2 separate regions of the Homo sapiens genome follow, and region 2 is linked to region 1. The links are chromatin contacts, found by Hi-C in ENCODE. All regions are on one chromosome and are shown on one strand. Each heading gives the region's core, a stretch centred on a gene start or an enhancer-like site at or near the end of the contact. The rest is flanking DNA. Distances are from core to core; before and after follow the strand shown. Region 1 overlaps LOC105373175 (a long non-coding RNA gene). Region 2 has its middle 18 kb from the start of MIR1587.

The links. Hi-C counts contacts between places; a loop is a spot of excess contacts on that map. Pooled maps may share reads with other maps.
Region 2: a map with no recorded cell type shows a loop between it and region 1 (8-fold over the local background). The contact joins two enhancer-like sites. A Hi-C loop is called at or near these places in 4 of 37 single-sample maps with no recorded cell type and 8 of 50 pooled maps.

What each region holds. Positions count from the first base shown.
Region 1 is chrX:39,194,000-39,199,501 of GRCh38, reverse strand. The region is part of intron 2 of LOC105373175 (a long non-coding RNA gene); the gene reads left to right. Among named protein-coding and RNA genes, the nearest start is that of LINC01281, 130 kb to the left of the region's middle. Within about 2 kb of position 2,766, at least 4 of the 41 ENCODE cell types and tissues checked have a DNase peak (open chromatin) inside an H3K27ac peak, as active enhancers do.
Region 2 is chrX:39,852,878-39,858,282 of GRCh38, reverse strand. No RefSeq gene overlaps it. Among named protein-coding and RNA genes, the nearest start is that of MIR1587, 18 kb to the right of the region's middle. RefSeq lists enhancers at 1-354, 2,456-2,535, 2,806-2,925, 4,674-4,968. Within about 2 kb of position 2,427, at least 10 of the 41 ENCODE cell types and tissues checked have a DNase peak (open chromatin) inside an H3K27ac peak, as active enhancers do.

The DNA of each region.
Region 1 (5,502 bases), core at 1,517-4,016:
GTTACTTGCTTATAAGTCCATGCATTTTACTCATACTTTCATTGCCAACATCTAATGCAGTGCTTTCTGTATCAATTACCTATTGCTGTATAAAAAATCACTCCAAAACTTAGCAATAAAAAACAACAAAAAATTATCTCACAGTATTGTATGATCAGAAATCTGGGTATGGCTTAGCTGGGTCCTCTGGCTCAGTGTCTCTCATGAGGCTGCAATTAAGGTATCACTGGGGCTGTAGTCTCATCTCAAGACTCGATCTGGGGAGGATGTGTTTTCTTTTTTTTATTATTATTATTACACTTTAAGTTTTAGGGTACATGTGCACAATGTGCAGGTTAGTTACATATGTATACATGTGCCATGTTGGTGTGCTGCACCCATTAACTCGTCATTTAGCATTAGGTATATCTCCTAATGCTATCCCTCCCCCCTCCCCCCACCCCACAACAGTCCCCAGAGTGTGATGTTCTCCTTCCTGTGTCCATGTGTTCTCATTGTTCAATTCCCATCTATGAGTGAGAACATGTGGTGTTTGGTTTTTTGTCCTTGCGATAGTTTACTGAGAATGATGATTTCCAATTTCATCCATGTCCCTACAAAGGACATGAGCTCATCATTTTTTATGGCTGCATAGTATTCCATGGTGTATATGTGCCACATTTTCTTAATCCAGTCTATCATTGTTGGACATTTGGGTTGGTTCCAAGTCTTTGCTATAGTGAATAGTGCCGCAATAAACATACGTGTGCATGTGTCTTTATAGCAGCATGATTTATAGTCCTCTGGGTATATACCCAGTAATGGGATGGCTGGGTCAAATGGTATTTCTAGTTCTAGATCCCTGAGGAATCGCCACACTGACTTCCACAAGGGTTGAACTAGTTTACAGTCCCACCAACAGTGTAAAAGTGTTCCTATTTCTCCACAGAGGATGTGTTTTCAAGTTCACTCACATGGACCTCTTTAGTGGGTTGTCTCATGACATGGTAGCTGGCCACCTCCAGAGCCAACAACACAACAGAGTATGAGAGAAAGCACCCAGAACCGAAGCCATGGTCTTTTTATAACCTAATCTTGCAAGAGACATCTCATCACTTCTGCCATAATCTATCCATTACAAGTGAGTCACTAGGTCCAGCCTATACTCAAAGAGGAGACTATTTCACAAGGGCAGGGATGAATACTACGAGGCAGGGATCTTGGGAACAAGACTCTTAGAGACTGCCTGCTACACCTTCCTAGCTCAGATTAATATCCAGTTATAACTTTCTGAGTGCATATTTCTCATAAGCACTCTGTATTTTGGGTGCCCTTTGGTCTCTTCCTTATGTTTCTGGAGTACTAGCTGATCGAATAGAGGATACCTAAGCCAATACCTTTCTAAGAAGTACATATAATGACTGGGGAACAAACTTCTGTCATCTAGATTACAACTTCCCTGAAAGCAGGAACTATCGTTATACTTCACAATCCTATGAACATCATGGATAGTTAATAAAGATTCTATTGTTGGCTGAATGGATTTGTATGATACAGTAAAAAGAGCTCTGACCTGAATCTCCAGCACTCAAGTTGTAGATATGGCTCAGGGTTTGACTATTTTGATGTTGGGTGAATCAGGACTTTGTAGAGCCTCAGTTTTCTCCCATTAAAACAAGGAGATTAGACCAAATATTTAAGGCATACAGTAATATGGTCTAAATAATTCCTCCTCATTTAAATTTCCTTTGGGGAAGTATATCAGACACTTCTAGAGACCTTCATCACCCCCTTGGCCCACCTCCAGTTTCAGCCTCAGCTGCAATGGGCAGACTTACCTTAAGCCAAGCGTCTGTCTTCTTTCTGCCCCTGAACCTTCATTACTTATGTGAAAGTTTGCCCAGGTCATGTGCTTGTGTAGCTCAGAAATGGGAGAAAGTTAACATCCTCAGGGACAATCCTCACCAGGGTCAGACAGTGGCTAGTGAATAAATGCCCCAACCTCCTGCCCTTCCAGTGGACAATTCTACAAGGCATTCTATATGCTTTCCTGGGAAATCAGTCCCTGTTGCCCTCCATTATATTGATATTTGTTCCTACTGTGTCTTAATCCCTTCTTTTTTCTCCATTCATTCACTTTACTTCTTCACTGGGATTACCTTTGAAATAAGCTACCTTCACCCAGGACTTTGTGTCATGCTTTGCTTTCAAAAGAACCCAAACTGAGAAGAGAAACCATTTCTTTCTCCATCCAGCCTCTGCCATGAAGGCTAAACCATGAGGAAGCTTGGATCAGGAAGACAGTATATATGGCATGAGTGAAGCTTCAACTAGACCAGAAAATCCTGCTCCTTCTAGCTCTGTCTGGATGAAAGTTTCAGAGAGGGGAGTTGTCTAATTGGAGTGAAGGAAAAGCCAATGGCAGAAGTGCAGTCATTTTACTCTCTGTCTGGGACTCCAGGAGGAGCCAGCCTAGCGCTGTGTACCCGCAGTAACCTCAAGTAGCTACTGGTGAGGCAGAGAGCAAGTCGAGTTAGCATTCCTGAGCTATCCTGGGCTCCATTTGGCACACAAAAGATGCCAGAAATGCTCAAAGGCCCCTAGGGGAACAGAGATGTTGGCAAGACACAGGCAGAAGAGCTCAAAAAAGGAAAAAATTCTAGAGTCAAGTGAGTGGATTGGGCCACCTGAATGGGAGATTGAATAGAGGTCATGACCATGTCTCAGGGGACATTCAATAGCAGCAAGGGCTGAGTACGGACTGAGTCAGCAAAGAGGAAACCACAGGTTCACTAACCACAGACTTCAGCAGTTGTCAGCGTTGTGGGACATCTGTTGTGGTGGAGACATGAAGCGCCCAGGAATTGGAATGATAACACTGATAGATCCCCTTCCTCCACCACCAGAAGGATGTAGCATGTTCCCACCCCATATCCAGGTACCATCTTGGAGAGGATCAAGTAAAGGAAAGCAAACTGGAGAGAGAGACTGCTCTGGTTTGAATATTTGTCCCCTTCAAACCTCATGCTGAAACTTGATCCTCAGTGTTGGAGGTGGCGCCTAATGGGAGGTGTTGGATGGGGGTGGATCCCTCGTGAATGGCTTGGTGCCATTCTGGAAAGAGTGAGTGAGTTCTAACTATTAATTCCCTTGAGAGCTGTTTGTTAAAAGAGCTCAGCGTCTCCTTCCTCACTCTCTTGCTTTCTGTTTCACCATGTGATCTCTGAACCCATCAGCTCCCCTTTGCCTTCCACCATGAGTGGAGGCAGCTTGAGGCTCTCACCAGATACCTGATCTTGAACTTTTCCAGACATCGGAATTGTGAGCCAAATAAAAACTTTTTGTCTTTATAAATTACCCAGTGGTAGGTATTCCTTTATAGCAACACGAAACGTACTAAGACAGGGACAATTTAAAGTCAAGGAGACTGAATTTCCAAAAGAGAGTTTAAATTATTGCAGTGGACCAGGTTTACCAGATCAGAACCAAGTTTTGTACCTACTTCCAGTTCTGTGGGGTCCACTTTGTGTGTGTGAGTGCATGACTATCTGCTTTAGAAAATTTTCTTGACCATGTGATTGGAGTGTGGAGAAATATTTAAACTCCTCCTGGGTGCTGGTTGGACAGAGAGTAGGAGGGGCTCAACCACAGATAGAGGGTCTCTCAGCTGGAGCAGCTTTCCATGCTCAAGCCAAGCTCATTTGGACTGTAAATGCTACATCAGCTGCAGATCCACCTCCAAATGTCTGGTTTTACCTAGGAGGCAGAAGTCAGGGGTCTTAACACACTCAGCAAGAACTGTGGAGGGAGGATGGGAGTAGGGAGGATGGCAGCATCTGCCCCTTTCATCTCCTTGGGCAGTCTCGATTTCCCTGCCCCCATCTCAGAATATCAAGGCTCTCTGCGTCCCCCTGTCTTTCCTGGCCTCCTCTGGGACACCTTCTCTACCAAGACAGTTGCTGAGGGTTCCCCAGGGCAGGTCGAAGCATGATTTGCTTTTCAAGCTCTGCCCACTTATTGATCTCCTGTCTGAGAAATGTCAGCAGCAGCCGGGAGCTCTCCCTGCTAAGGCACTTAGCTTGGAAGCCTGTGGTATCTGCCTGCATAAACCCTCCTGCCTCCTGCCTGTCTGGCTTTAGAACTATCCCCACCCCCACCTTGGGCAAAGTCTTCTAAGACGTGATGGCAAGAATCAAACAGCAACGTGCTCTGAACACTGGGATGGGAACCAGATTTAAATTGGGCAAAAGCCGTAAGCTCAGAGCCAGTGCATTTCACTTCCTGCCATCCCTCCCCCTCTCAGCATCTTGTCGCGAGCAGGTAGGGAAGGAAATCTTCCAGAGAAGGCTGGCCAGGGGCAGGTGCTTGGCCCAGGAGTCAGAAAGTGGGGCGCTGATCCAGAAGCTGGGCGGATAAAGGCAACCCATTATTTCAACTGCCATCCCCTGGCCCTGCACCCCCACCTCCATGCAATTTAAATGCAGGATTGTGAGGAGGGGAGGGGAAGAGAAAGAGACTGTGTTTAGTGGTTAAACCTTTTAAAGTTTAAGTGCATAAACAGGGCCTTCTCCGTATCTGTCTATAGCAATTCTCATGACAGTTACAGCAAAATTACAGAAACTGGGTCGTTTATATAACCCTTTGTATTGTCAAAGCACATTAAATGTCTGCTTTCCTGCACCCTGCTGAGCTGTCTTCAGCTGTCAAATCCCCATACTGCAGCTCAACACACTGAGGGTAAAGGACTCTGGCAATGCGCACATGGGGAATACTGGACCCTCAGGTGCAGCAAATGTTTTGAAAAGGAGATTTAAATTTCCTCTGCACAGGAGTCCCATGGTTTAAAATATATTGAATTCTCTGCTTTCCAGCCAAATGCTTTGTCACCTGGCTAGTGGGCTTTTTTCCCCAAAATGAGCAAACATGACATTTGTTTTTTATTCTGGACAGGGTTGAAAGAGCTCATTCATCTATTTATTCATTTGAAAAAGATTTATTGGATGTTTTCTAAAATCCTAGCACTACAAATAGTATGCAGCAGCCACTGTTTTAAGGACGTTCTACGAATTAACTCTTTTAATCCTGATCTAAACCAGTAATGTAGGCACTATGATTATCCACATTTTATAGATGAGGAAACTGAGGTACAGGGAGGTTTAGTGGATGCAGATGTCCCTTCAGGACCGAGGCACTTATTCCCCCAGCTTCTGGGAGTGTTGGCATGAGGACAGTTCACATTGACTGTCCCTTCAGAAAACATCCTTAAGGTCACACCCCTTCTTGGGGGCAACCCACATTCAGTGACAGGGTTATGCAGGGGTATAAAGGCTCATTGCCTCACTTGGATGCTGGACAACTCAGTGAGGCTACCCCAGCTCCAGAGGTCCCAGAGATTCAACTGAGGTCTCCTTTGTGACCACACCGCAGTAGCTCAACTCCTTCCTTGACCCAGCCCTGCCTTCTTCACTCACCCACTGTTGCTGATTCCAAGGGCACTCCTCAATAAACCTCTTGCACTCACAT
Region 2 (5,405 bases), core at 1,178-3,677, 660 kb before region 1:
CCTGTGACAGAATCTTCCTTTAGGTGAGGTGACCAAGGTGGGCCCAGGCCTCCAGAAGTCACTTCCTAATTACCTAGGAAGGGGAGGGAGAACCTCTCCCCATCCTGTCCTGGCAGCACAGAAGGCTGCTTTGATTTGATTAACTGATGGTCACCCACGGGACCCTGGACTTGCCAGTGAAGGGTCAGCTCAGGATAGGCAGGAGGCTGGCACAAAGTGTCAGCCTCTCTGGGAGCAGGCGAACACCAGGCAGCCCTCAGCCTGGCCCCAGAGGGGTTGTGGTCTGTGGGTGTCCCCAGGCCTTGTCTGACTCACACAGCTCCCTAAATGTCCCAGGTCTGCCCCTGGGGGTGTGCAGTTTGGCTCCAGCTCTGTCAACACTCTGGACTTGATGTAGGTACTGAGTGACTGGAAAAGCAGCCCTGACTGCAGCCACCCAAAGCCCAGCCCACTCCTGGGTGCAGGGCGGGCAGCCCTTCCTCCTCCCTGGACTCTGTTTCCACCACACATGAATCCTGGGCCTGCCTGGCCCCGACGCATTTTTTATTTTGCTATCTATATTCTTTCCATTGTCCTGATGTAAATAATTTAAACTGACATAGAAAGAAAGGGCAGGCCTTGCTACAAAATGGAGGCTGTCAACTCCCCGAACCTCCATTTCTTTTCGCCTCCTGTGCTCATCTCTTCCCTGTTCTGTTCGATTTGCCTCGTTCTAGAACCTTTCTCTAGTGCTCTCTTGTTTTTTTGTTTTTTTTTTTTTTTTTTTTGAGAAAGAGTCTCACTGTGTCGCCCAGGCTGGAGTGCAGTGGCGTGACCTCGGTTCACCGCAACCTCTGCCTCACGGGTTCAAGCGATTCTCCTGCCTTAGCCTCCCGAGTAGCTGGGATTACAGGCACACGCCACTATACCTGGCTAATTTTCATATTTTTAGTAGAGACAGGGTTTCACCATGCTGGGCAGGCTGGTCTCAAACTCCTGACCTCAGGTGATCCGCCCACCTCGGCCTCCCAAAGTGCTGGGATTACAGGCATGAGCCACCGTGCCCGGCCTCTAGTGCTCTCTAGCTCCACACACATGCATGCATGCACATGAACACGCCACACACGTGCACACACACACCCTTCTCCCCCTCCCCCCAGGTGTCAGTGAGCAGAGTGTGTGTGACATTGTGTGTCTGTCTCTGGGATACAGTTTCTCTCTCTTGGTGTGAATTGCCTGTCTCGTCTGCATTTCTCATTCTGTTTCTCATCTCCCTACTTTCCTTTGCCTCTCTCTGCTGTTTGCATATGTGAGGGAAAGAGCTGCTTCATTTGTGAAGTGGCCTTATTCCATGGCCTCATTATGCAATCACACAGCATGGAGCTCTCTTGGGGGTTAAGTGGGGAAGGCAGAAGACAGGGCCAGGGAGAATTCATCATCTTTCCCCCGGAAAGCTGTGCATTTTCAGAAGATATAAGGGACAAGTTTGGGGTTCACAGACCCTCAGGGGCTTTTGTGCGTCACCTGGACCTTCTGTGATCGGTACATGGAGCTGCAGCTGGCCACTGGCATTGTCTGGAGAGCAGCCCTGGCCTCTCTCAGCCTTGAACCAGGAAGCAGGCTTTATTTGTCAGGAGAGGGCATAGCCAGGATTTCCTGAAGGTTCTGGCCTCCAGCCTGCAACCCGGCACTGTCCAATAGAAATATAATGCAAGCCACAAATGTGAGCCACATATGTATTAATAATTTTAATGTTCGAGAAGCCACATTAAAAAGGTAAAAAGGAACAGGTGAAATTGACTTAATCATATATTTTGATCAACCCGATGTATCTAAAATATTATCATTTCAATATGAAACCAGGAAAAAATTATTGACAAGGTATTTGACATTCTTTTCTTGAAACTAAATCTTCAAAGTCTGGTGTGCATTCTATGCTGACAGAGGATCTCAATTTGGCCGGGCCACATTTCAAGTGTTCAGTAGAAACATGTGGCTAGTGGCCCCTGTCCTGGACAGCACAGGCCCAGCCTACCAAGCCTGAGGTCTGGAAGTTCTGTTTCGGCTGTCTAAATGGCAGCAATACAAGCGCGTCCTCAGTGTGTATGTCTGATGGGAAGACGACGAGGTGATGTGCGGGAAGTTCACTGAGCCATTATTCTCCCATTACCATCATTAGCAGTAATCATCATGAATGCACTGGCATGGCCCACGTCCGGCCCTGTTGCTGCTTGCTTCCAGTTCACGCGGCATTCTGTGCCGGGGAATTGCTGACCCAGATTCTGTTTTGCTGGGGGGGCAGAGGGAGCTGAGGGTGCAGTTTCCAGGTGCTCTAGGCCTGCCTCCCAGCTGAGACCCCACCTACTAGGTGTGTGCTCCTCCCCTTTCTTTAGGTACCAGGCACCCCTCCAGCTTCTATATATAGCACTCTGTGGCGACAGCTGGCTATCTGATGACTCATCAGTCACCGTGGGCGTCTCCGGATGGAACCCTGAACATTTATTCAGAGGGTGCTTTTGCCAGTTTCTGAACGACTCCTAGTAAGTCCTGCCTTTTGGGGATTGTTTTAACCCCATGGAGATTGGGGGTTTGAAGACTCAGTGGGTTCCTGTCTGAAGGCCTCTGGGGGCTTAAAAAGTCCAGTGGGGCTTTGGGGAACTGGCTCCAGGTAAGCCTGTGAACGCAGAGGAATGCATTCTCAAACTGAGGGCTTGAGTGGTCTCTCCTTGGTCATCTGTCCATCTAAGTACCTGGCTGGCCCCAGATTGCCCCTGGAAGTGGGGCTTGGGAGATGTTAGCTCCTTTCAGGAGCTGCAGGGCTCCTCCCATGTATTTTCTGTGGGGCATCAAAGACCCAGGGCTGGCTTTGGAGCTGGGTTTAATGTAGGCTGCTCTGCTCACCAACTCCACCATCCTGGGCAAGTCCCTTCTGCTCTCTGGGTTTCCGTTTCCTCCTCTGTGCAATGCAGTCAATACCATTGTGGCCGTCTGGTTCTGAGGGTTGGAGGAGGTGCCGTCTGTAACAACTGTTATTACTGTGCAGCCCAGGGGCCCCATCACTTCGGTTTTCTCAGAAGCAGCTTCTGAGACGCGGATTCGTGTGGAAGCAATTTATTAAGGAAGTGCTCCCAAGAAACACGGAAGGGTATGGAAGGGCAGGACCAAGAAGGGGAGGAAGCCAGTTTCAGACAAAGTCCCTCTGCAGAAGGGTCTTAGTCCATCCAGGCTGCTGTAACACGGTACCACACGCGGGGGGGCTGATAAACCACAGACACGTACTTCTCATGGTTCTGGAGGCTGAGAGGCCGAGATCAGGGTACCAGCACGGTCGGGTTTGGGGGAGGGCCCTCTTCTGGGCTGTAGATTGCCAACTTTTCCTTGTGCCCTCACATGGCAGAGACAGGGAGAGAGAGCTCTCTGGGGTCGCTTTTTATAAGGGCACTGACCCCCTTCATGAGGGCTCCATCCTCATGACCTCATGACCTCCCAAAGGAGGAGCTCTGGAGGGCAAGTGTCAACTCAGAGCCTGTCCTGACTCCAGGCAAGAGCACTGTACCTGCATGCTCCCTTGCACCAGCTAGGAGCTACCGTGAGTGTGGGGATTGAAACTCCTGGGTACTTCTGGCTCTGAGGGGGATGTGCCCCGGGCGGGCCTGCAAAGAGTCCCAGGCACAGGCTGTGGGAATTAGGAGAGGGGAAGCTATATGGGGTGGGGGAAGGAGCCCGAGGGGATGTGGGTGAAGCATCTAGAGTGTCCCCACCACCCCTTTGCTTATCTGTCCTCCCACCAGAGGGGGCCAGGCCAGCACCCCTGTATGGATGGGACTGGGGCCGGGGAAGGAGGCTGGAGTCAGGAGGAGAGGCACCACCCAGGCCTTACTCTTCATATGGGTGGAACCATCCCATGAACAAGTGGGATGAGGAAGCCTGAGGAGCTTTTGGCCAAGCTTAGCCTCTGGGGGTGCCCAACACTGGGCACGGATAGGGCTGGGGCACAGACCCAATATTCCAGTACCTCCAAGTCTTTTGTCCGGCACCCAGGCTAGGGGCCCTGAAGATGCTTCACTGTCCAGCGGGATGGGGTTGGGGAAATATTTTTGTTCTCTTCAGCTCAGTAGCCTTCTTCCTTCCTTTCATCACCTTGTCTAAGACTGGCCGGGTCTTTTCTCAAGGTCACCCCAGGAACCAGGGTTCCTTGGGTTCTGTCGCCAGCTCTGGGCACCTCTCCACCATGGGCCACCTGGCTCTTTCATTTTCTTACTTCCAACTTCCACCTTCTCTTCTGCAGCATTGAGCTGCTTTTCTCAGCCTCTCTGGACTTAAAGCAACTTGGCCCAAAGGCTGCCAGTTGCCCTTTCTCAACCCTCCAATGCTTCTGTGCCCTCTACCAGGGATGGGGCTGTGGAATCCAGAGCACACCCGGTTGCCTTCCCTAAATTTCCATTCACCAGCAAAGATGAGTTTATTTTCCACTGTCAGGAATTCAGAGTTTGAATGATTTTACCACTGCTCTGTTCTTGGTGCAGCTGGGATTCTATTTATCACTGGGTTAGGAATTTCACTTCCTGCCTTTTCCATCCCAGAAGAATTCTCTCCCCTCCCCTCCCTTCCTCTTCTCTCTTTCCCCCTTCTCTCCTTTCCTCTTTTCCCTTCTCCTCTGCCTGCTTTTCCATCCCTCTCCCCTTCTCCTCTCCTTCCCCACCCTCCTCTTCCCCCCTTTCCATTTTGTTCCCCTTCTCCATTCTCTCCCTTTTTTCTTCCCCCCTCTCCCCTGCCCTTTTCTGTCTCCTCTCCTTTCTCCCCTTCCCTTTTTCTCTCTTCCCCCTCCTCTCCCTCTCCCGCCCCTCCCCCACATACTGTTTTGCTGTCCTCAGGGTGACGGTGACTTAGGCCAGCCCTGGGGATGGGTGGGAGAGCAGCTGAGAATCCAAAGGCAGGAGAGTGCACAAAAAAGAGATATGTCGACAAGTGGCTAGGGACCATGTTCCTGCTTTAGCTACGCACTGTGTCAAGCGCTGAAAGTCACTACACAGGCAGTCATTATTATGATTTTTACCTTACAAAAAATGCTTCACCCAGGGCATGGCATCTACTTGGTATTCAGTAGCAGTCAAATTGGAAAAAGGAGGCTTTCAAAGAGTCATTAAGACAAACACTGTTTGAAAATTATACAGAAATTCTATTTAGCTATTTGAAAATGAAAGAGTATTATACTGTCTTTGTAAAAATGCTTTTTTTCCAGTTGCTCACTGATTTTTTTCCCCCCAGTTGCGGTGGCTGATTAGTGTTTTCGTAGCGTCTCTTCCAGTTCACCGCAGACCTGCTGTTCCGTGGAGTCTGGTGTTGCAAAGCTTGTTGCAAAGCTTGTGCTGAGGAACTGCGAGGGGTCTCTGGGAATCTCTCTCAGGTTGCCGGGACCAGAGAGC